3 separate regions of the Mus musculus genome follow, and regions 1 and 2 are each linked to region 3. A link is a loop called in an ENCODE intact Hi-C map of the cell type or tissue named here. Cell type or tissue: left cerebral cortex. All regions are shown on one strand.

Evidence for each region. A loop is a pair of places that touch in the nucleus more often than their neighbours do. Peaks named below come from ENCODE experiments on the same cell type or tissue, not always from the same donor. Only the 100,000 strongest peaks of a DNase experiment are listed, where the experiment ranks them.
Region 1: a loop joins it to region 3, with 2.6 times the contacts of the local background. A loop is called at or near these places in 6 of 42 quality-filtered maps.
Region 2: a loop joins it to region 3, with 4 times the contacts of the local background. A loop is called at or near these places in 19 of 42 quality-filtered maps.

What each region holds. Positions count from the first base shown.
Region 1 is chr13:47,345,926-47,353,925 of GRCm38, reverse strand. No RefSeq gene overlaps it. Among named protein-coding and RNA genes, the nearest start is that of Gm35733, 89 kb to the left of the region's middle. In left cerebral cortex, a CTCF peak has its summit at 4,967 (motif pointing left); a DNase peak (open chromatin) is centred at 4,968.
Region 2 is chr13:48,459,977-48,467,976 of GRCm38, reverse strand. It overlaps Gm40941 (a long non-coding RNA gene), which reads left to right. Exons shown (of 2, transcript XR_873371.1): 2 at 1,490-2,167. Among named protein-coding and RNA genes, the nearest start is that of Gm40941, 14 kb to the left of the region's middle. In left cerebral cortex, a CTCF peak has its summit at 3,566 (motif pointing right); DNase peaks (open chromatin) are centred at 1,974 and 3,575.
Region 3 is chr13:47,663,629-47,671,628 of GRCm38, reverse strand. 4930471G24Rik (RIKEN cDNA 4930471G24 gene) reads right to left here and starts at 4,079. Exons shown (of 2, transcript NR_153835.1): 1 at 3,641-4,079; 2 at 3,236-3,489. In left cerebral cortex, a CTCF peak has its summit at 4,113 (motif pointing left); DNase peaks (open chromatin) are centred at 4,109 and 4,475; H3K4me3 peaks cover 296 bases.

The DNA of each region.
Region 1 (8,000 bases), 320 kb after region 3:
CAGGAGAGAGGCACAGCTCCAGTCTCCCTAAGGGAAACCAGGAGGAAGTCAAGACCTGAGCACACTGGTCCTCCTGGCTGCTCAGGTCTGTCTCCCACACACATGTCTCTCTCGTCTCACTTAAACTTGCTCCATTATAACATTCCAGTGTGTTTAAAGGCTGGAACTTTTTTGTTTGTTTGGTTTTGGTTTTTGGTTTGTTGGTTTGGTTTTTTTTTGGGGGGGGGGGTGGGTTTTTTTGTTTGTTTGTTTTTGTTTTTGGGTTTTTGGCTTTTGTTTTTTTTTGTTTTTTTTTGTTTTTTTTTTTTGAGACAGGGTTTCTCTGTATAGCCCTGGCTGTCCTGGAACTCACTTTGTAGACCAGGCTGGCCTCGAACTCAGAAATCTGCCTACCTCTGCCTCCCGAGTGCTGGGATTAAAGGTGAGTGCCGCCACAACCCGCACTTATAAGTCACTCAACTACTTTCCAAATCCTGGTCTGCCATCCATCTATAACCTCCAGTTTCTTGCTGCCGATGGAGACATTAAGGTCTCAATGGTCTAATGTTTCAACATTAGAACAGAAAGAAAGAACATTAGAAAGAACATAAGAAAGAAAGAAAGAAAGAGAGAGAGAGAGAGAGAGAGAGGAAGGAAGGAAGGAAGGAAGGAAGGAAGGAAGAAAGAAAGAAAGAAAGAAAGAAAGAAAGAAAGAAAGAAAGAAAGAAAGAAAGAAAGAAAGAAAGAAAGAAAGGGCATTGTTTTAAGTCCCATTTCTCCCCCTGTGACTCAAAATTAGGACATTATAAGAAAGTTGTCCTGAACCCTGGTTTTCTGGCTCCCTGGGGCATCCCACCCAGTTCCGGGACTTTCCCCTCCAGAAAGAAAGAGGCACTTTTGATGGAAGTGAAGCTCTGTGGAGGGTGGAGTCAGAGAATTCTCAAAGGCTGTCCAGCTTCTCCCAAAATGCCTAAGGCATCACTTTAATCCTGGGTAAATACAGCCAAGGAGTCTCTGGAAAGGCAGTGGTACCAAGAACAAGCCACAAAGAAACAGTTTGATTGTGGTGAACTGAAGGAATGGCCATTTTAATTGCTGTCTGCCTGCAGGCTGTGCTGCGCCCCCCTAACTAAGGAAAGGAAGTACCAGCTGGCCCTTGCTAAAGAGTGCCCAGGAGCCAAAGACCAGAACACACTGGTCACAGGACACCTCGAATCCTCCTGTCCCTCAGCTGAGGGAGTTTGGTGTATGACAAACTGACATAGCCAAAGATGAATGAATGCTAGGGCATTATCAAGCCCCAAAAGAGCTGTGGCTGGTGACCACATCACTGTAACTAATCAGCCAATCCGCCAAAGTGGAGTCACCCATAAGAACTGTCCAGAGGAGCAGGTGGCTGGTGAAATAGCCCAGACTTGTATAGCACAAGAAGAAGTCTGTCTCAGCCTCTGGTAATAGAACATACGGATCTTCAAAGACTTAAGGGAGCAGACAGCATATTAGAAGATGCAAAAGGCATGATATACCATATAAGAAGACATTGGAAGAATATTGGCCTGGTAGCTTCATTTGCTATAGAAGAATCATTCATTTCAAGCCTTGATAACCTAGAACATTTTCAAATAACAAAATTATGGGCTGAAGAATCTCAGAGGCAGGTCAATGTTGGTCATGATCCAGCATGCCAAAGGCCTTGGCATCCATCCTCCACACTGGACATCAGTAACCAACTGATGAGACCAACAGTGACCCTTGCTCCAGCCATCTCTGGCTGGAAGATGGTTTCAAACCCTGAGTAGATGGGAGTAGTCCCGCCATGACGTCACATTCAGTCTCTGGTTGATAATACAGTAAACTAGTACCTGCCCCACCACAGCTTCCTTTCCTGGAAGCCCTTCGTGGGTAAGTGTCTCTGTTCTCAGTATCAAACACAGAAGAACCTTCACTGCTACCACCAATATCACACCATCAATACCCTGTCTCCCGATGAGATCCTTTGCCTAGGTATCTTGTTGCCTAGGTAGAGGCTGATCAATGCACTGATCCCAAAAGTTCCAACCTTGTTCAGTCGTGTCGAGTGCCCCACTCTTGCTCAATAGATCCTAACTGGAACTTACCCTTTTTGAGGTCACTTTGGCATAGAGACAAAATGACATGGGTGGTAGTAGCTCAGGCCATCATGATCCCATGAATGAGTTCAAGATGCAGCATACAATTCCCCATCTCCTCTCTCCCTTGTCCCTTTGTCCCCTCTAATCCCAGATTGCTTCTGCTACCCATATTAAATTAATACATGATCATTTTCACATACACCAATGAGCCCAAAGCTTTCAACATCTTGCTAGAAATTACTGTGACTCCATCTTTCAAATGCAGTGTTGATAATCCCTTTAGACTCATAAAGAGCTCATTGGAACCAGCACTGGAGGAATTAAATGTGTCGTCTCACCAAACAGAGACACAAATCTGTTACTAAGAAAAAGATGGTTGTGGTGGGCTTTGAAGTTTTCACACTATTCTAGTTTGATTTCTGTCGCTGTGAAACAGGAATGGCCATGAACAACTTGGGAAGAATAGGGTTCATTTTATCCTCCACTGTATAGTCACCAGGAAGAGAAGTTAGACCGGGAACTCAATGCTGGAATCTGGAGGCAGAGATTAAAGCTGGACCGTGAAGGAATGATACTTACTGGCTTGCTCAGCCTGCTTTTTTTATGGCTCCCAGGACCATCTGGTCCAGTGGTTGATACTGCTCCCAGTCAGCTTGGCCCTCTCTCTCATCATTCATTAATCAAGAAAACGCACCATGGTCTTGCTACAGACAATCTGAGGGGAGCATTTTCTCAACTGAGTTTCTTCTTCCCAGTTAACTCTAGCTGGTGTTTAGCTGACAAAAAAAAAACTAACTGAAACACACCTTCTTCACATTAAAGAAGAAGTATCGTATTAGATCCAGCACCTTTAATCCTATTCTTATGTCCTGCCCATCCACAATTCTCCCTGTCACTCAGTCAAAAGTGAAATAAAAACCATGTATTCAAGGGAGCTCTGTCTCCTATTAGAGTTCTCGTCTGTGTCAAAGTCTTCCTTTCTGTGTATCCTGTTCCTTTTCTGATTTAGAAATGCTTTCCAGAATCAGGGTACTTACTTAGTTTGGCTTTAGAATTTAGGAGAAAGAGCTATTTTTAAGATCAGCAATTGCTCTTGCTCCCACTGCAGCATGGAACAGAATGGACTTAGGCTAGGAGACCTGAATCCTGTTCCCAACACCTTGATGTCAGATTTTTCCTTTCCTTAAAGCAAGGATGGTTTTAGGGGCTTTGCGGGGAGCTCAGTGATTAAATGCTTGACACTCAGACCAGTGTTCTAAGACACTTAACCAGTGAGCTCCAGGTTTAGTGAGTGAAAATGTCTATAGATAGATAGATAGATAGATAGATAGATAGATAGATATATGAATGGATAGATAGATGATAGATAGATAGATGATAGATAGATAGATAGATAGATAGATAGATAGATAGATGATAGATAGATGGATAGATAGATAGATAGATCGGTGGGTGTGTGGATAGATAGATAGATAGATAGATAGATAGATAGATAGATAGAGATGGACTATGCTAGTACAAACATCCCTAATTAAGCCCAGTAGCACACACACACACACACACACACACACACACACACACACACACACACGAGATTCAAAGGAGGAGGGGAACTTGTTGGAAGGGTTCAGTTAGGGAAGGAGGAGGAGAGTGGGGAATAAAGGGTGAAATAAGTAAAGTTTGTCAGAAGCATCATGAAACTGTCAAATAAAAAAACTAAATAAATATGGAGTGCTATTTTCTTAAAAAAAAAAACAACATTGTCTAATCCTTTGGTAAAGTTATTCCCTTAGGAACCACCCCCTTTTCCCAAGAGGGGTGTCTATATGTATATATGGGGGAGGTGCTTACAATGAGAAAGAACAGAATAATGCTTATTTTAGAGTATTTTGTTGAACCACCACTATTCTGATTTCCACTATGTTCAAACATACATACAGGAGCCTAAACTTGAGCGGAACACGGATGACACCAGTGGACATGCATATGTGGAAGGAGGAAATCCCAGAAGGTCTCCGCCTCAGTAGCTTGCAATTCAAGAAAAAGAGCCACAGACAACCGAGGGATGCTGGGAGCTGAGAAATAGGCTCCCCAAGGAAGAGCACACCAACTGGTTATCCAATACCAATGGTCAGCCCAGAAATCCTACATGCAAGTAACAGCATACAGATTGAGCATGTTGTATTTGTGTATTCAGGAATATATATATATATGTATATTTACACATATAAGACAATATGTTGAGGAAATATGGTTAGACACTTTGAGCATCAAAACTGTGTCCCATTCTTCGTGGGTGCCCTGCCAAGACAAGAAAGCCATTCATCAGCCACTCCTGTCAAACATGGACTCTCAGCTGAGTATCTGCTGGGGACAGGGCTTAAAGCAGGAACTGTGTAGCACAAGGTCATGTTCCTTACCTGGAAAACGTTAACGTTCTGTTAAGGCAACACAGAAAAGGTGTTTGGGGTGGGAAGATTTTTTTTTTTTCCCCAGAATCCCGGACTAGTCCAAACTCTATCCAGTAAAATCATTAAAAGATTTAATGACTAAACACAAACAGGGAGCTGTGTAGTGAGAAGCCCAAGTGCCCACATGAGGCAAGGCAAATTGGAAGGATGGAGATCTATCACCCACCCACTCCCCATTTCGTCATTCAGCTAAATGTGCACTCTACTTACAGAAGTCTGTGACAATGAAGCAATAATGCGCATGTCCTAACCCTACGGAACAAGAAAGGTGGGGTTCCTTCTCTACATTTCCACTATCTCAAAAAGCTATAGAAGGTGCATCTTGGTGGGAGACCTGAGAGCCTGATCGGGCCCCAGAAGCCAGCTCCTAGCTGATTCCGCGTAGTTGCGCTCCCTCTGGTGTCAGAAGGAGAGATGGCAGCCCTCTAGTTCAACCTTCGTCTCCCTTGGAAGAAGCACTGGTGTCTTGCCCAACCTCTGAAGTTCTGCCTGTCTGTTTCAGAAGCTCAATGCTGAATTTTAGAACAAGATGTCTGACAAGAGCTCCCTCTTCATTAGGACATCTCGCTTGTTTGCAGTGATCGTGGCACTTAAAAAAGACCATATGTCTCTGAGCTGCTCCTTGGCAGGGCGTCTCCAGTGTTTACCAAATCTATTTTGTATGCCTTGCTAATAATAGTGTGGCAGGTCCCCAGGCGGAGTGAGGGGGACTGAAGGCTTCTTGTTCCTGTCGGCCCTCTGGATTCTGCCCTCGGACTATGAAAGGCCTCTTAGTTCTCGGGCGATGACTGAGACGGGGTTCAAAGTTTCCCAAATGCTGTTATTTTGGGAAACATTTATTTCGAGGGCTAAACTGTAATCTTTTGACAAATCAACATTGAGCAATGCTCTTCACTTTGCTATCCTCCAGACGTTAAACGACTGTCTTTAAAAGAAATTCACAAGTTAGTACCAAAGCCATTTAACAATCATATCTATAACTGTCCCATGAACCACACTCTGAATTTTTTTTTTTTTAGTTTAGTTTAGGAATTAAGAAAGTCATCTGGGTAGAATGGAAGATTCTTCTAATCACAGTGCTTGGGGTTGGGGGGTCTGAGGCAAAAGGTCCTGAGTTCCAGGTCAGTCTGGGCTACAAGAAGAATTCCAGACACCTTTGGGTTACGTAGCCATTCTGGGGCAGGGAGTAAGAAAGGTGAACTCTTATTTTAGAGAGCAGGATTAAGTCTCATGACTAGCAGTAACTGGCCCAAGATCATCACAGTAGGTGTGCACAGCCCACAGTACATCTTATAGTGCTGTGTGCTTGAAATCAAAGTGAATGGGCATGCCTACACAGTCACCCACGTAGCCAATGGAAACACTAAGCAATCAGTTTGTTTGTTTTGCTTGCTGTCATGGCAACAAAACACATGTGCAGGTTATCTTTTCATTCCCCGGGTCAGGTTTTATTGTCCTGGAGACACAGCGCCGTCAGTCATATGAGCACAAAGTTTCGTGACCATTTATAAAAATTTGTCAATTACTGACTTTAGGTATAGGCGTTATCTGAGACTCCCGTGACTTCCTGAAAGTCAGACAAGTCAGATGTGTTTTATGTGCAGGCCACATGTCAGACAGCAAATAGCTCTTCTTTTTAAAAAAATTCTTTATGTATATTGTGTGTGTATGTATGTATGTATGTATGTATGTATGTATGTATACATGACACATGTGTGCACCCACAGATGCCAGAGGAGGCATTGATTCCCTGGAACTGGAGTTGCAAAGTGACAAATGCTGGGCACTAAACCCAGGTTGTCTTGTGCAGCAAATGCTCTTAGCAGCTGGGCAGTCCTTTCCTTTTGCTATGATGGTTAAAACTTTGAGTTTTTCTTGTCTTGATAATGATAACTCAGTGGCTGTGAGTGGTACACGCCTTCATTGTGAACTGGTTTGGATATTGAGAAGACTCTTGACATTTCCCCCCACTTGAGAACTAATGACAATGGAGCAACAATTTTTAAAGAACTTAGGAGTGTGGGCTGGAAAGGTGGCTCAGCAGTTAAGAGCACTGGCTGCTCTTCCAGAAGTCCCGAGTTCAAATCCCAGCAACCACATGGTGGCTCACAACCATTTCTAATGAGATCTGATACCCTCTTCTGGGGTGTGTCTGAAGACAGCTACAGTATACTCATATACATAAAGTAAGTAAATAATTCTTTTTTTAAAGAATTTAGAAGTAGCCCACAGTGGTATGAAACGACCTCTGATGATAACTAGCCTGAGGGCTGGGAGATGCGTCTACGGGTAAAGAACTTGCCTTAAGACAGGAACTCCACAAAAAGACTCACAGTCAACCAACCTGGACCCTTGAGGGCTCCAAGAGACTGAATCATCAACCAGAAAGCGAGCATAGGTTGACCCCCTGCACATATGTAGCAGATGAGCAGCTTGGTCTTTATGCGGGTCCCCCAAACAACAGGGAGCAGGGGTTCTCCCTGAGCCTGTTGCCTACCTGCCTGCCTGTTAATCCCACACCCCTAAATGGACAGCCTTGTCTAGCCTCACTGGGAGAGGATATGCCTAGTCTCGCAGCAATTTGATGTGTGGGATGGGGGAGGTAGGAGGGTGGGGAGACACCCAGAGGGGCGCTTCCCCTTCTAAGGGGAATGGAGGAAGGACTTATGTGATAGGGTACCGGGAGGAGAGGAAGGGCTGATATTGAGTTGTAAAGTGAATTAATTAATTATTTATTTTATTTAATTTTTTAAAAGGAGCACAAGTCTGAGGACCTGAGTTCAGATCCCCAGAGCCCACATAAAAAAATAGGTTGTGAATGCATTTTCAACCCCGGCATGCCCCAGCCAGAAGATGAGACTGAAGACAAGAGTCTACCAGAGTGAAGCAGTATTCTAAATAGTCATGTATTTATTCAACACAGTAAGCTCCCAATACAGCTAACATGGCTGAATGTCCCTATTGACCAACGGATACAACTTCCCTTTAGTCAAAGACTCTCGAGAGTTCTACAACACATTCAGATGACTTGTGACAAGATTCCTCTAAGACTGTTAAATGCCCCACACTCTACTTTTTCATTGATTTCTCTCCCGTAGTCTTTTTCATCATCCAACCACGTTTCTAGCCTTCAGTATCTGCCCTGATTTCTGCCTTGGTATCCTTGAGAGAGGGTCTGTTTCGATTCCTGAAATCCCTCATTATAAATAACTTCATTGTGTGCAGTGGGTGGCTTTTCTGAACCGAGTTTGTCTCTTTATATCTAAATTTACTTCTGAAGCTTAATTCATCAATAGGAAGGCTTTGCACCATAAAGAGCCTTTATTTCCCAAAAAGGAAAGCAGAATTCTGCTTGGGAGTTATAGAAAGCACAATTAAATTTAACTCTGAGGCTGTTGAACTGTTTCCTTCGTCTATAAAAGCATTGGGGAATGAATGA
Region 2 (8,000 bases), 800 kb before region 3:
GCTCTGGATTGTTTAGGTGATAGTGTCAAGAGAATATGTCTACACCGGTTCATCACAGATGCACATTTTTTTTTGCTGGTGTTTTCCACTGTGATTGAATTCTCAGCTGTGGAACCTGCAAGTCCTGAAGGCCAGCTATACTTTGTGTTCTTCTTTTCTAGTACCCCTTTCTGTTCTCTGGCTCAGGATCTTTGAACAGCATATAGGAACCCATTCCAGAAAAGTTACGATGGAGAAGCGGAAACTCCCGTAATAATTTGTGACCTTGCTATGTTAGTGCCTAGGTGAGCCTCTCCGAAATCGCTCTGCGGCCAATGGAATTGGCCTCACTTTGCAGAAGGTGCGGGTGGGGGGCGCTGAGGGTTTCAGGCTCACAGAGCTGAGCACATTTACAGCCCCTCCTCTGCCTTCAGAGCATGAAGCTGGTTCAAGGCTTCCTGCCCAGCTTCTCCTGCTGAGACACTCTGCATGAGTGGATTGTCTGAAGGTGATTTCTCTCTTTCTTTCTTTCTTTCTTTCTTTCTTTCTTTCTTTCTTTCTTTCTTTCTTTCTTTCTTTCTTTCCATTCTCTCTCTCTCTCTCTCTTTCATTCTTTCTCCACCAAGAGTGAAGAGTTTATTGATCTCAAAAGTTGGAGTAGATAAATGAGATGAGGTTCTGTCCTCGTCCTCCTGCCAGGCTTTCGGAAGGGCTGAGAGAACATCTAGGCCTGTGGAATCTGGAGCCTCACGCTTCCCAGCTGGCAGTGGCCAGAACATTTTTGGGCCTCCACATGGAAAAAGTCACGAGGGCAAGACCCAGATTCCCCCAACTCTTGGATTCCCCTCCCCCCATTAAATTTTTTTTTTCTACTAAGTGTCGGGCAGACTGATCCTACTAATTTTGTGAGCTACTAAGAGCCTCGGTTTCCCTAATTCGTGATCAGAAGGGTTTTTATTTATTCACCATTTTAAAGAATAGGAAGAGATTTGGTAGCCTTTCTAGTGGGAGCCATGGCCAGGTTCCCACTGTGAGAGCCACACATGAGAGTCCTATATTCATCTCAGGCTTGGCCTCCCATGTGGCAGCTGAGCCATCAGGCTGGCTGTGAAATGCCTTATTTTATTTTCTGCCTAACATCAGGCTGCAAATGAAAATACCTTTTCAACCCTGGTATTATTACCCCTATGGATGGTACCTTTAATGCGCGCTATTCATTGTTATAATGGCCGCACCTGTGTAGCAAGTGCGCATTAGAACCACAGCAGCTGTGGGCTGTAATTGCAAAACATTATTTTCTGTTTCTCCCTGAAAGCTTTTGTGTGTGTGTGTGTGTGTGTGTGTGTGTGTGTGTGTGTGTGTGTGTGTGTGTGTTTGTGTGTGTGTGTGCTTCAGTGTCCACGAGTTTGTTTCATCTATAATGACTCTGGCCCAAAGATTCTCTACCTCCCCCCTTTTATACAAGGGCTAACTGTAAATACGTTTGTTTGTTTCTCAATTCGTGTTTCAGGGAATGTCAGATGCTACCGCATCCTCCTGTGCGTGGGCACGGTCAGAAATGGCACTTCAGAGAGCTACTTGGGAGAGCATGTGGTCTGCGGAAAGGTTCCTGTGATCAACGCCGCTGGGAGCAGCAGCCTTTATGTGCTTGGCACCCAGGCGCTGCCATGATTAATGCATTTGTTCCTTGATATTCAGCCCCTGGGTGTCTGCGGGACAGTGAATCAATTTAGCATTTGCAGATCTAGATAATCACTGGTACCAAAGATGTTTTCTTTGGTGTGAGGGGCTCCCTAGCTTCTTCACACAAGAGTTCTAAGAGACAATAGCCCTCTCCTTGTTTCTCTTTCTTCATTTTCTTTGTATTTTTCTCTGAAGCCCTCCTTGATGCGATGCTGTGGCTGTGGCTACTGGAAAGATGCTCATCTGTTAGCCTTGCAGATCCCGGCAGAAAGTAGAAAGTTAGCCGCTGGCAGACAGGCAGGCAGGCAGAGCTTTGCAGGATGGGAGGCAGCTCCAGCGTCCTCACCTGCCTCTACCCCATCTGTCATGCTACCTCTTTGGGGGATCTTTGGTGACACAAAATGTGACACACTGGCATTGAAGTAGGTACTTGTAGCTGTCTAAGCAACTGCCTGGGGGAGGACTAAAAAAAAAAAGTGCCAGTTGATTAAAGAAATTGAGCTTCCTTCCTTCTCCTGTGTTTACCTCATTTGCAAAGACATCCCTGACTTGCGCCCTCCCACAGCCCAGCACGCTTGGATACAAGGGGAGGAAACCGCCTGGCAATATTCTAAGCACAGATGTTAGTGGCTGACCAGTTTAGACTGGGAGACCAGGACAGCTCATCCCAAGTACTGGGGAACAAACGATAGATCTATGAACAGCTTTGGGGATTTGTTGCAAGATAGGGATTCTCTGTAAAGTTTCTCCCCAGAGTGAGTGTAGACGAACAGTGAACAGGACTGTCAATCACAGCTAATCCCATCCTCACAGTGAAAATGATTCTCAGAGAAACTGTACCTGAAACCCTGTGAGCCTACAGGAAGAGGGGCCCTGGACCAGTGCAGAGACTCTCACAGGGAGACAGGGCTGAGCAGAGCAAGCCATGCAGGTTTTCCGTCGCGTTCCCATCCAACAGTGCAGTATTTTTTTGCAGGCTTGCAGAGTTTTTTCACCCTGAACTCACAAACACAAGACTTAAAGAGACGCGGCATTTTGTCGTGAGGGCAGGGTGTGAACTGACACCATCGCTTCTGGCTCTCTCTTTGCTCTATTTGTTCTATTAATGTCTGGTTTACTTGCCTGATTTACTTAGAGAAAAATTATGGGGGTAACTGACCAATAGGAAGTGGGGCTCACTGCAGAGGCAGCAGGACACCAGCATTTTACAATCAGGAAGAACGTAGACCTCCCCCTCTCTCCCTCTCTCTCTTTCAGGGCTTCCCCAACACTGGGCTGTATCCCTCCTGCCTCTTCAGGCATCTCCTTGTTAAGTCTTACATTTTAAACCAGGTACGGTGGTTGTCACCAGTCGGGAGGCAGAGACAGAAGAATCATCACTTCAAGGCAACCTTGGCCTTCACAGCAAAACCCTTCTCAAAACACTAAAAAATTGTAAAGTGCGGGTGGCTTTTTATAATATTAAAATACACTGAAAAAATGCAAGATTACTAGGCCAACTTGAACTTATTTATACACTGAGATTGACAGCAGCAGCAGCAGTGAAACTATAAAGGGAAAGAAACAAGTTGGCTTCTGCCAAGTTTTTTTTTTTTTTTTTTTTTTAAATCAGGTCCTGTAAAAATTACAAAGTGTGTGAGATTTTTAAAAAGCTGAGTAAACCTGTTCACAGTGGCTTTCTTCCCTTGGAGAATTTTATTGTTGAAATGGGCTTTCGGATCAATTTTGCATAAGAATTGTGTCTTTTTTGTTATAGTGACTCAATTCATTTAAAAAGAATATCAATGTCGTGTGGGATAGAGTGGTAGGAAAGAGAAGAGGCAAAGCCCTTTTATTGCCCACATAAGTGAGGCTACACACAAGCTGGGAAACAAGATCCTGGTGGCTGTTCATCCCACTCCTGGCCAGGAGATGGCACTGTTTCCTTAAGAATTTTCCAGAGACGCTAGAGGAAAACCACAATTTATCTGAGGACATTGTGTTTTGTTCTCCTTTCAAAGGTACAGCATTAGAAAGCGTGGGTCCCCACAGCCATGGCACTACCCTAGTATTCAAACAATTAATACACAGTTATGCCCTCCCCCCACCAAATTGTTAAAAGTTTTCAGTCGGACATGAGAGTGGACAAATGAAGTGAACATGTTTATTATGAAGACACAATTTTAACCTGTCAGTCTCCTTAAATCATCCTATCCCCCAGATTATCTAATTCTTCTTGGAGAAGGGGGCTGGGTGAAGTTATAGCCTGAGCAGTTGATGCTCACCACGAACACAGGAACATGCTGCTTTGCAATGATCGTATTTCTGTATTTGATGGCTTTCTTGCTCCAAATGCGCACGTGCGTGTGTGTTTCTGTGTGTGTGTGTTTCTGTGTGTGTGTGCTTCTGTGTGTGTGTATTTCTGTGTGTCTCTGTGTGTCTTCCTCATTCACCCATCTTATCATTCCATTCATTCACTTTTTGAGAGTACTCACTCATTCTTTGAGACAGGGTTTCTCTGTGCAGCACTGGCTGTCCTGGAACTCACTCTACTCTGTAGACCATGCTGACCTCGAACTCAGAGCGCTGGATAAAAGTTGTGTACCACCATGCCTGGCCTTAAATGCAAAGCTCAGGTGGATCCTCCTGTCTCTTTCTGTGAATCCTTACTGGTTACTGGCGAATATCACTACAACCAGCCCCAGCTTATACAACGTGGGACGGTCTCACAGTGAACCTGGAGCTTGCGGGTTCAGCAACACAAGCCGGCCAGCAAGCCCAGGAAGATCTGCCCAGCCTGGCTTTTTTACAAAGGGGATGGAGATCTGAACCCAGGTTCCTAGTGCTTTGTTGCAGGCCTTTCACCGACTCTGCCATCTCCTTAGCCCCAGGTGTCTTGTTCCTCAGTGTTTGCTCATGGTGTAGACATTCAGAAGCAAGAAGTGGGGGTGGGGTGGGGTGAAGAGCCTTGTTTGGACCGAGGTAGTGAAAATAAAACATTGGATCAGGTGGTTATGAACTTTAGAAACCTACCTATGATCTAGTTCTTAGTGATAAGTTTGGGGAGCACTGTCCCAGGAGCCCAAAATTGTTGGTGTGTTTGTTTCCACCCCACCTTACCACCATCCCAATTTCCAACTATTTAATTTGTGGAGAGTGTGGTCATTGAAAACACATGAGTGTGCACACACATGTGAGTAAGATTTAAAGCAGCTATTATGAAGCTGGAGAGATGGCTCAGCGAGGATGAACACCTGTTCTTGTAGAGGGCCCCAGTCCAACTCTCAGCACCTACAGGGTGACTCACAATGGTGTATAGCAGCAGTTCCATGAACCTGAATCTTCTGGCCTTTGCGGGCATCAAGCACACATATGGTACACATACACACACACATACACGTAGGTACACCATTCATACACATAAGATAAAAAGACGATTGCAATTACTTTAGCCATGGCTTATTTCTGACAAGAATGTCTGTCAAAATTATCTTCTATTATATGTATATGTTAATGTATACAGATATGAATGTGTCTTATATCTTGGTTTTAGGCAAAGGTTTAAAAATAATGTCTGAATTGACAGACATGTCACTTACCCCAATCTGACCCCTACACACTGAATACATGGGTTAAAATGTCTCATCATAGGCAAAAATTTGAACAGTTACTATGTGTCAATTAAGGATAAAAATATTCTAAAAGTTTGGATTAAATATGACTTAGCTATAGCTAAGTATTTGCTCTAAGGCAAAACTAAAGAATAAGGTCATTCTTTGAGACTTGGTCTTGATATGTAACTCAGAATGGCCTCAGACAAACGAGTTTGCCTCAGCCTGAGGGTCGCTGGCATGTGTCACCATGCAAGGTTGAGATGGAGTGAATATGTTTTGTCTCATTTTGTAACCTTGTCTTTCATGCTGGAAGGCGTGAAAATGTGTCCATGTCCAGGAGCCAAGATATATCTCAAGGTATTCTCAAATTTTTCCACCTGAAATACGTGCACATGTTTACACAGACATACACAAACAGGCACACACACAGACATACATACACACACAGGGACAGAGGCACAGAGACACAGACTCACACACAGATACACACACAGGTGCACACACAGGTGAACACACACAGACACACAGACACAGAAACACACACACACAGACATACACACACATACAGACACAGACACAGACACACACACACCACAGGCTTTGTGTATGATGTGTAGTTCAGGTCTTTACCTTTCTGGTATTCAAATTCACAGCCACCCATACTTCTCCATGGGTGGAGACCAGGAAGTGGCGTCTCTACCCTGTTCAGTATTCTATTTGCTGTCCTGCCTGCCAGATACAGGTGTCTTTATTTCTCGTTTCTGTAGCCACAGCATGGCTGCCTCTGCTGGGCTTCTGTCTCTGAGATTATTTTCCCACCTCCCTCTCCTATGGCCTTCTCTCCACTCTGAGTCTTGCCTCATCTCTTGGCCTTGTCTCACACAGCAGACATCTCATTCCCATCTCTGCCCTGACTGGGACAGGCAAACTCCTCTGACACACGCCGGAGTGGGGGATGGATGGGAAAGAGGAAATGACAGAAGGGTCCTGACAGTTAGCTACAGCAAATCCACTAGATGTTAAACAAAACACACAGCATGGTAGAATACAAAACAAAAAATGGCAGGAGTAAAGTTTTATCTTCTGGAAATCAGTAATATCAGTTTCTTGCAAGGCCTAGAAACTTCCATGTCTGTGTGCATCTGGTTTAGAGTCTACCTGAAACTTCTGGACTTGAGTGGCATATTTGCTCATGGGACATTATCTGTTAGCTTGTCCCAGTCTATTGTTGGCAGAGTCGAGCATGGGATGGATGCGTAATGCAGGGGACACCACCTGTTATTGACATTCCATCGCTTCGGTCTGGTGTATAATTTAGTTAAAAGTCTCTTTGGGTGTTTCAGGTCTCTTCTCCCTGGCTCTGTTTCTCTCCCACATGAACTACTGGAGCTGAAACCTATCTGGGCCCACATTGTCTTTTAAGCAGAATGGCTTCCTGCTTCCCAGCCTGGCGATCCTGGAGAAATCTTGGGCCCCCTCTGTCTTTGCAGGATTGGTGTGTTGGAATCTACCGATTGTTTGGGTCTTTTTTTTTTTTTTTCCATAAAGCTTCTGCCTGAGAGATTTCTTGTTCTAATCCAGCCTTTCCTGGTCCCTGTTCCCATTCCTGCACTAAAGCCCTTGATTGTCATGCCACTGAAGACGAGATGTCAGAAGACTCACCAGGGTCTTCTCCACTGATGAAGGGTTTCCGATCTCACAGACCTTCCGTCTCTGATGAAGGCACCCTGTACCTTGCTAGAAATTTCTGAAGTTCTCTTCCCTTTGTAAGGTTAAGGATCCTGACAGTAGAACTGGCTTTTTAAACTTTTCTCATCTTTTCCCATAATGCCCTGTCTGGAAAGAGCAACCAAGTCTCAGCATCTCCCTCTGTCTTCTTTGTCATTCCACTTTAAAGCAAGCGCGATGTCCTATCTGAATGGGATGGCTCCCAAAGGAAAACCTGATAAACTTCATCTATAAGGGGAATCTACTGGGTATCACTGAAATGACTTCTTTACAAGTACGAAGTTGTGTTTTAGAGTATGTGAATGGTTTTGTGTTTGTAGATTTCTACTTCCGTTTGTTGGCTCTTTTGTCTTCTCTATCCAATAGAGTTCTCCTTTTTGTTTTGTTTTTTTTCTCCAAGGTGTGTGAACCCCTGCCCAGAATCATTTAAGAAATTGGTAAGAAGGCACACAGGCATTTCTCATGGAGCCTTCTAGAAGCTCTTGTGACAATGGCTTCCTCTTGGTACTCTGTGGGGACCCAACACCAAAAAGACCCTTACCACTAAAAATCCCAAGAGTTACTTAATGGTGAAAAAATATTAGAAGTCTTTTGCAAATTTGCCTGTAAAATATGGGAAAATGGCTGTAGTATGTAGAGATTTAGGGCCATGTCTATATGTCTACCTTCAATACCAGTAGTTGCTTGTTCAAACAGAGGCCCCAGTTTCTCATTTACTACTAGAGAGTAGGAGATTATAAACTTGAGTTTCATTGGTATGTGTGATGCTCAGCCTTAGTCAATATTTATACACACTGTAGTTCTTGTCGAGCCACAAGGACTTAGTGTAGCATAGTTACCTGTCACAGCCCATCTATAAAAGAGATTTTAATTATCATCATCAGCAACAACAAACATTTATGGAGGAGTGACTGTGTGTTGTAATTGAATTAATGAATTTGTTAATTGTTGCTTCTGCCTCCCATAACTATTGCCTGAAGTTGAATCACAGAGGCAGAGAGGCTGAGATATCTTGTC
Region 3 (8,000 bases):
GCACAATGAGTAATCAGGACCTGGCTCATTCTAAGATGTTCTGCTCTGCAAAGGGTACCATCAAAAACATGCTCCCAAGACCGGCATCCAAACAGAGGAGATCCACAAATAGCAAACAAAGTGTGGGAAGAGGCTCTGAATCATAGGTCATAGAGGGATACAAATAAAGATGGTGATAAGATGCTGCTGCTGCTACACTATTAGATTGGCCTAAACCAAAAACAATGGACCTCAGATGCCAGCAAGGGTATGGAGAAATGAGACTGTTGTTCACTCTTGGTGGCAATGTGAAATGAGATTGCCATTCCACATGGCAAGGTAGTGGTTTCCCATAGAACTTATTCTATGATACAACAATTTCATCCTGTGGTACTTGTACAAAAAAAAAGAAAACTTTTGTCTATATGAAAATCTACACATGGACACTTATAACAGCCTCCTTAATAATTGCTAAAGCACAGAAGCCACCAAGACGTCTTTAAATAGATCACTAGGTAAATAATTATGATACATCTGAACAATGGAATGTTATTCAGTGCTGAAGGAAATGGGCTACTAACCCCCGAAAAGACCCGGAGGGAACTTAAATGCCCTAATTGACAGAAGCAAAACTGAAAAGGTCACACTGCAGATTCATTACTCCATCTTATTAGAAAAAGAAAAACCAAAGACAATAAAATAAGCCACTTGCTGGGGTTTAGGAAAAGGAGAAAATTCATAGACAGAACAAAAAAGAAATCTGGGAACAATGAAACAACTCTGTAAAAAACAATGATGATAGCTATATTAGTCAAAATGTATAGACTATACAACCCCAAGAATTAACCCAAATATAAAGTATAAGGGACATATAGTAACAATGTGTTAATGTGTGCACCTCATTCATAAAATGTAGCATGCTGCTAGAGAACATTGATAGGAGGGTGTGCCTGTGTGTAAACAGAGATATAGAATACAGCTCTACTCTTTCTTTCAATGATGCTACAAACCTTAAACTTAGCACTCTCTAAAGGAAAAGAAAAATTGATGACAGACAAGGGGATATGAGTCATATATCAACAAACTTCACCCCAATTGAATCCCATCTTGACACAACACAGCAACAAGAAAGCTAAGTTTCTATTATGAAGTATAAACTCTTCTAACCATTCATTTATAATCCCATCAGGACCTACAAATAATTGTTCAATATTATTCCTCCTTGTACCTTACCACTTAATCAAAATATTAAAAAAAATACTTCTTCACTTATTGGCTTATTCAAGTCTGCACATTTGTCCCAGAGACTAGAGTCTCAGTAAGTAATGAATAAAAGACAAAGAATATCATTTCCCTGTAGAGCCTACATTCTTCATCATCGGGGTGAATGAGGGATGACAAGGAGCCAACAGCAATTTATTATTGATTTTAAAGTCTCCCCATGTAGAATAACAGGAATGACAGAAAGGGTTATGAAAAGCTTCTTTCAACATCAAATAATGACACCACATCTCCCAGACATCCTTTTGTTGCCCAGTGTGGCAGAAGCATCATTTGAGACCCGCCTTTAGAATGCCAATCATGCTGTGGCCCTCCACAGATCTGCTGCATTGGGAAAGGATCTGTACTTCACCACACAGAATGTGGAGGCAAAAGATCCTGCCGAGGATTGTCGCTAAGGGGCTGCTCTCCATAAATTAATTATCCAATATTAACCCTAGTTTCAAAAGGCAAGGGGTCTCTCTCTCTCTCTCTCTCTCTCTCTCTCTCTCTCTCTCTCTTTCTCTGTCATCTGCATAAAAGGGAGAAGGACACCCTGATGGTTGGGTAATGGCCACCCCGTGCCTTATGTACACACCAGCCATACTGTGATGTTAAGTAATATCTGGTTTATCTTTTCAATTTTATACTTTCTTCTCCCCTTATCCCTTCCTGTTTTCTATAGTGATATTTATTCTTTCTGATATGCCTCCATTTCTTTCATGAGGATACAAGGAAAGTATCAAAGGTATCAGGTTGTCCTCACTTTTAAAAGTACACAACTAATAGGCACTTCTTCCCTATCACCAGGCAAAGACTAGAGGCACTGTTTATAGAGGGGTGTGCCTCAACCTCACATCCCCACATCCCTTTTCCCCCTTCTAATTCATATCAAGCCCCCTGACTCCCTCTCAAATTCATTACCTCTTCTTTGTTATTGTTACATTATCTTACATGTATGTGTGTGTATACATATATATATGCATACAAGTAAAAATGTACACACACGCATACATACACACACACATACATACTGCTAAGTCCTTTTAGCATTGCTCTTACATATATGTGCTTAGGGCTTATAACCTATCAGCTGAATTACTGCTGGAGAAGACCTATTCTTCCTCTATAGGAAGTCTTTAATTGCCTATAGCACTTCAGCTAGGGATAGGAACCCTGTAGGATTCCCTCCATTCACACTGGTATACCAGTTGGTGCTGCTATTATGCAGGACATGCTTAGACAATGATTTCATGGGTGCAGTTTTCCTATTGCATATAGAAGACACTATCTTGCCGCAGTATCCTAGGCCTCTGGCTCTTACAATCTTTCCACACCCTCTTCTGTGATGTTCCCTGAGCCTTACGTGCAGGAGTTGTGTTGTAGTTATATTATCAGAGCTGGGCACCTCATGGGCTACATTCACTACATTTTAGAACAGTGATGGATATGGACACCATTACAGAAATCCGCCATCTTTGTTACCTCCCTCTTGCTGTTTGTAATATTTGCAGTCACTTTCGAATACATGTAGTCCTTGGCTGGTTTTCAAAGAACTGGAAGATCCTCTGAGTTCCTGATGGCAACATAACTGAGATAAATTTCTTCCGTTCCCACGTGCAAGTGATCATAAAAGGAATGGGAAAAGCAAGCATTTAAGAGACTTTATTTTCGAGAAAATGTGAATGCCTGTACCCTTCAATTTCAAACTGAAGGCAAGCAGCCTGGTATATACACTTCTCAGAGGTGGGAGGTTAGACTTTCACTCCATGGAAGCAATATACCACTGTGTACAATAGGATTCTGAAACAAGAAGACAGCATAGACAACCTGTTCTGTCCTAGCTTGAAGCTGTATAGAATAATGGGGGAAATAAACATATAAGCAGAGTTACCATTTAAGAAACCATTGCAGAATTTCCCTGGTATAGCTAGTCCCTTCCTCTACTTCTGGTAGAACTAAATGCTTAAAAAAAATTCCATAGTAGACTTTTGACTGTGGCTTTTCAGTTTATTTACCTCAACCCATCATCTCAACTTCAAAATAGGAAATGAATGCTTAAGAACCAAACCAAGAAGCCAGGGAGAAGACCAAAGTAAACAGCTTCTTCCCAGCGCTGACCTTGACAATTGGCCTGGCCTGGTACCAGTCACTGCGGCTGGAGTTCTCCTGTGAGAAAGGCAGATGTTTTCTTCCTTCCACCCTTGGGGTCTGCTCTCTGACCCAATTTAAGTTGCAAGGTGTACACACCTAGAGAGAGGGTTGAAAAAAACAGATATCTGGGGAATGGAGTGCCAGGACGTAGTACCCACAGAAGAACAAATTCCTCTTTCGGCGGGCAGCCCTGCATGTGCGCAGGTCACAGCCAGGCTTTCTCGTTAAAATGAAAATGCCTGCTCACCTTGCTTTCTGGTTTGCATGACTTCTTTCTTCAGGAAGTCTTTAGAGGCAGAATATAGGTATGCACAATGGAGAACATCTTGCGTTGTTAGATTGTTTTAAGTCATTAGACAGTTCAACTAATGACTAATCAGTTATTGGTGAGACAAACCAGAAGTGAGGGAGACATTTTCACAGCAAAGCCGGACGCTTACTGATCTGTGATCAGTTAGCTAGGGAAGACTTTTATTAGCCAAAACCACGAGACCTCTGTCTCCTACATATCTTTTAGCTTCAAAGTCTAGAAAGTCAGCAGTTGTCCGTCAGGAAGTTGCCCACAGTGCAGGAGGCACAAAACACCAATTTATCAAATACCTATGCCTTGCCATAACCTTATTCTGGCTGCTGCCCAACCTGAGCTCTGCAAGGACCAGCCTGCCAGCCCGGAGGAGGAGATCCTCAGAGGTTGACGGCCGATGGGCTCCCCCTAGAGGCCAATTGATGCTTCGGAGCAATGACGGCACCATGGCAGGTTGCCAGGAAACCAACTCCTTGGAGCCAGGGCAGAAAAACACAGGAGCAGAGGGTCCCCTGTCAGCGCATTGTTTGGTTAGAGGATTTCATCTCTCTGGAGGGCATAGCTGAGTGCAGATCCCGTCTAAAACCAAGGAGAAGAGGGACTCTATTAGTCCCAGCGGGGGAGCTTCTTTTATCATCATCATCATCATCATCATCATCATCATCTCTCTGCTTCTTGGGGGCCACCTCCTTCCCTTGCTTTGCTTACACTCCTGGTATTTATTTTCCATAGCAGCTCTTGCAAAGGCAAGGCAGAGCTGGAGGGGAGCCCTGTGTTCAGGAAAGTAAATGGCTGAGCTCCAGCAGTCAGCAGAGCAATGTGCATTTGGTTCCTGCAGCTTCATACCTACCGAGCTCCTTTTCCTTTGAAAGAGCTCGGCCTTGGTTTTCTTTTTTTCCCTCAGCAAGATACCATAAGGTTTTAGAAAACGCAACTTATAAGCGAAGGCTCTAAAGAAAACTCACACAGCATTTTCTGTGATTATTATGTTTAGGTAGCATTTTAAGATGTGTGTAGTTATAAGTGTTGCTGGAGCCAAATCTTTCATAATACTGATTATTCTTTGAATGGTCTTCATATACTTTAGGATGGATTTTAGAATTGTCTCCCTAACCCCCTCAGCTCTGTGTTGCCAAGCCTCTTGCTAGGTGTGAACTCCCTGTGTGTGTTATTTATAGCATCACTCTTTCCCTCTCATACTTTCTCTTTCCTGTTCCATTTGCTGTTTCAGAATGCATTTGTGTGTCAGAGGTCCTTCAGGACAGCTAGGCCACTAAGAATAGAGTGCAGCCTATATTATTTATAGAAGCAGGGCCACACCCAAGAAGTTGGGGAGTGAGAGGCTGAGGAAGGGCTAGGGGCCCAGACAAGTCTGTCCCCATCAGCCCTCGGGGAGGGGCACAAATGAACAAGTGGGAGCTTGCAGGAGAACTCGGGGGAATGAGGTCAGGCGCACCCAGCCTGAGGTGAGTGTCAGGACGAGCTGGTGCAGTCAGCAGGAGAATCTTGCCTCTGCCTCTGGTGATCAAGCTGAGTTAGCGCAGGTTAGCAAGCTGAGTTAGCGCAGGTTAGCAAGAACACAGGGTGCCCAAGAAAGAGGTAGACACACGGCAAGGACTGAGAAGGTGAAACAGCCTGTCTCCTCTCTGTCTGCCTCTCTCTGGTAGCATCTAATCATGACTGAACTCACCTGTGTTTACGGTGTCTTGGTTCTACTTTCCGAACGGTGCAAATGCTGCTTTGGGTCAACTCTAACCTGGAGCCATAGAAGGAAAAAAGGATTCTGAGAGCCAGGCTGATCTGAGACAAAGCTGAGTATTTGACATTCAGCTTTCTATGCCGCGTACGCAATTATAAATTTCTTATTTACCTATCTATAAAGACCTACATTGAAGCACCAACCGAATTTCCTCCTGAGGAACTTGGAAGTGACAACTTGAAGACACGATAGCCTGTGTACCAACAGCTGCCTGGGAGCCTTCGTTGGGGGTCAGAGTTTAGTTGGCTGTGGGCCCCTTGCAGACCCTTACATCAGTTTGCACCACTAATAAAGGAATCAAAACAACACGGCACGAACAATTCAGGAGACGTATTAGCTTGAATGATTGAGAAGTTCAGCCTCCGGGCATGAACTGATTGGAGCTACAAACACATTGGGTTTTTTCTTGTTTTTTTTGTTTTTTGTTGTTGTTGTTGTTGTTGTTGTTGTTGATTTTTTTTCTCTCTTCGGGAGCTGAGGACCGAACTCAACGCCTTGAGCTTGCTAGGCAAGCGCTGTACCACTGAGCTAAATCCCCAACCCCATTCCAAACACATTTCTTTTGCATTTTTATTCCTCCGGCAGTTTTGCAGGGCACTGGCCCACAGCGATGCAGCTACATGCTTCTTTGGCCACATGCATGAGAACTAAAGCAACAGGCTTCTCTGCTGGAAAACAAATCCACTGTGGATAGTGTCACTGGAGTCCCCGTTATGTCCAGGGAAAAAACCATGAGACAAGTAGCTCTCAGAGACAATACTGGTGGGGTCACAGCATCAATTACTCCCAATTTAGCACAGCAGCTCATGCATGTGCGTTGCTTTACTAAACCTACAATAACAGACTATCACAGACTGCAAGGCTTCATCTACAGAAATTAATTTTGCATAGCTCTGGATTTCCCTGAGGCCTTTTGATTTCCCTGGGGTAAAGGTGGTTGCCACCTCATTGTGTCCTCTCATGATCTTCGCTGCTCTGAACGTGGTTGTCTCTAGTGTCTCAGGTTCGTCTCCTAGGGACACCGGCACTGCTGGGTTGGGTCTCCATCCTCATGACATTGTTTATCAGTAATTGGCTTTGTATCTCCAATGTAGTCACACTGGGAAGAGGTCAGGCTTTATTGTATGACTTTTGGGTGACACAGCTCAGTCTAGAACACATGGGAACAATGGAGATGATCTTTTCAAATAACAGGACCTCGATAGCATAAGGAAGTGACAGACATTAGGGAAGCAACTCTAACGTTCTGTACCATCCACAAAGCCCTCTAAAGTTACTTCCTTTCACCCTAGATTCTAAAAACATCATTAATTAGGTGTTTGTCTTCCCAGGGGCAAGCTACTACTATATATGGGCCTCCTGGGCCTTAATATTTTGTCTTAGTAAACATTTTTTAAGGCATATTCCAAGGGACACTTGACTGTCACTTAAATAAATGTTTGTAAATCCTAAATGTTACAGATCAAGATTTTAAATTACAAATTAACCTATTATTTAAATGTCTCTAAGATGCTCTAAGAGTTTTTTAAAGAAGGTATTTACCATCACACATCAGGGGACCAGTCAACCTCTTTGTCAATGCAGGACTTTCCCCCAAATCTGACCTATGAAAATATTCCCACAGAATACATTTCAGGAAATGCTATTCTCAGAAATTACCACTCTCTATTCAAAGCAGTATGAGATGAGCCGCATGAGAGAACACTGCAGGTTGAACGATTCCCTGGGTATAAGTTAGGCAAGGAGGACGTCCCACTATCCACTCGTCTAATTTATTTTTATTCTGCTTTTGTTCTTGTTGAGAAACAAAGTTTCTTGCTTTGGGAAAGTAAGCCAATACATGTCTATTTCAGTCTCCTCTCACAGAAAGGCTGTTATTTTGGTGTTGTTTGACAGAATCCATTCAAATGGAACACCTGGAAGTGTGTGGTCCCCGCCTAGCTGCACCTGTTGTGGCCAAGGGCTACGAGAAACTATTAACAGGAACAAGGAAGAGAGGTCCGGAATAATGAAATGTCTGTGCCAAAATGATTATACTCTAAGAACTCTGCAAAACAAGAAAGTGAAGAGCCAGTGACCAAAGGAGAAAATAAAGTGGCAGCCGCCCAGAGACAGGAGCAGCTCAGAGCTTCAATTTGTAATGACTGAGTGGGATGCCGAGCCAAGATCTCAGTACCGCCCCTTTGCTCTTGGGACGCTCTTTCCTATTTTAAACACTTGGACACCATAAGGAGCGGATGCATCCAACATATAGCCCGAGACATCTGTTAAAGCAAGGTAAAACAGAAAAACCTGAAGGTAATTTGGAAGCTTCCAAACACCTGTGAGTCCGACAACAGTCGAACCTCCCCTTCTTCCGAAACACAGATGAGCTTGAACCTTCTGGGCATTCCGGCAGTTTACCATCTGTACCAATAACCCTCGTCTGCAGTACAGAGTCTTCTAGGAGGATGTAAAATCCAGGAACCGAGATAAGAAAGCTGTTGACACCTGCAGCATCTGTTTCAGCATTTCCAGGCTCCTCACACTGGACTTGTGTATAGG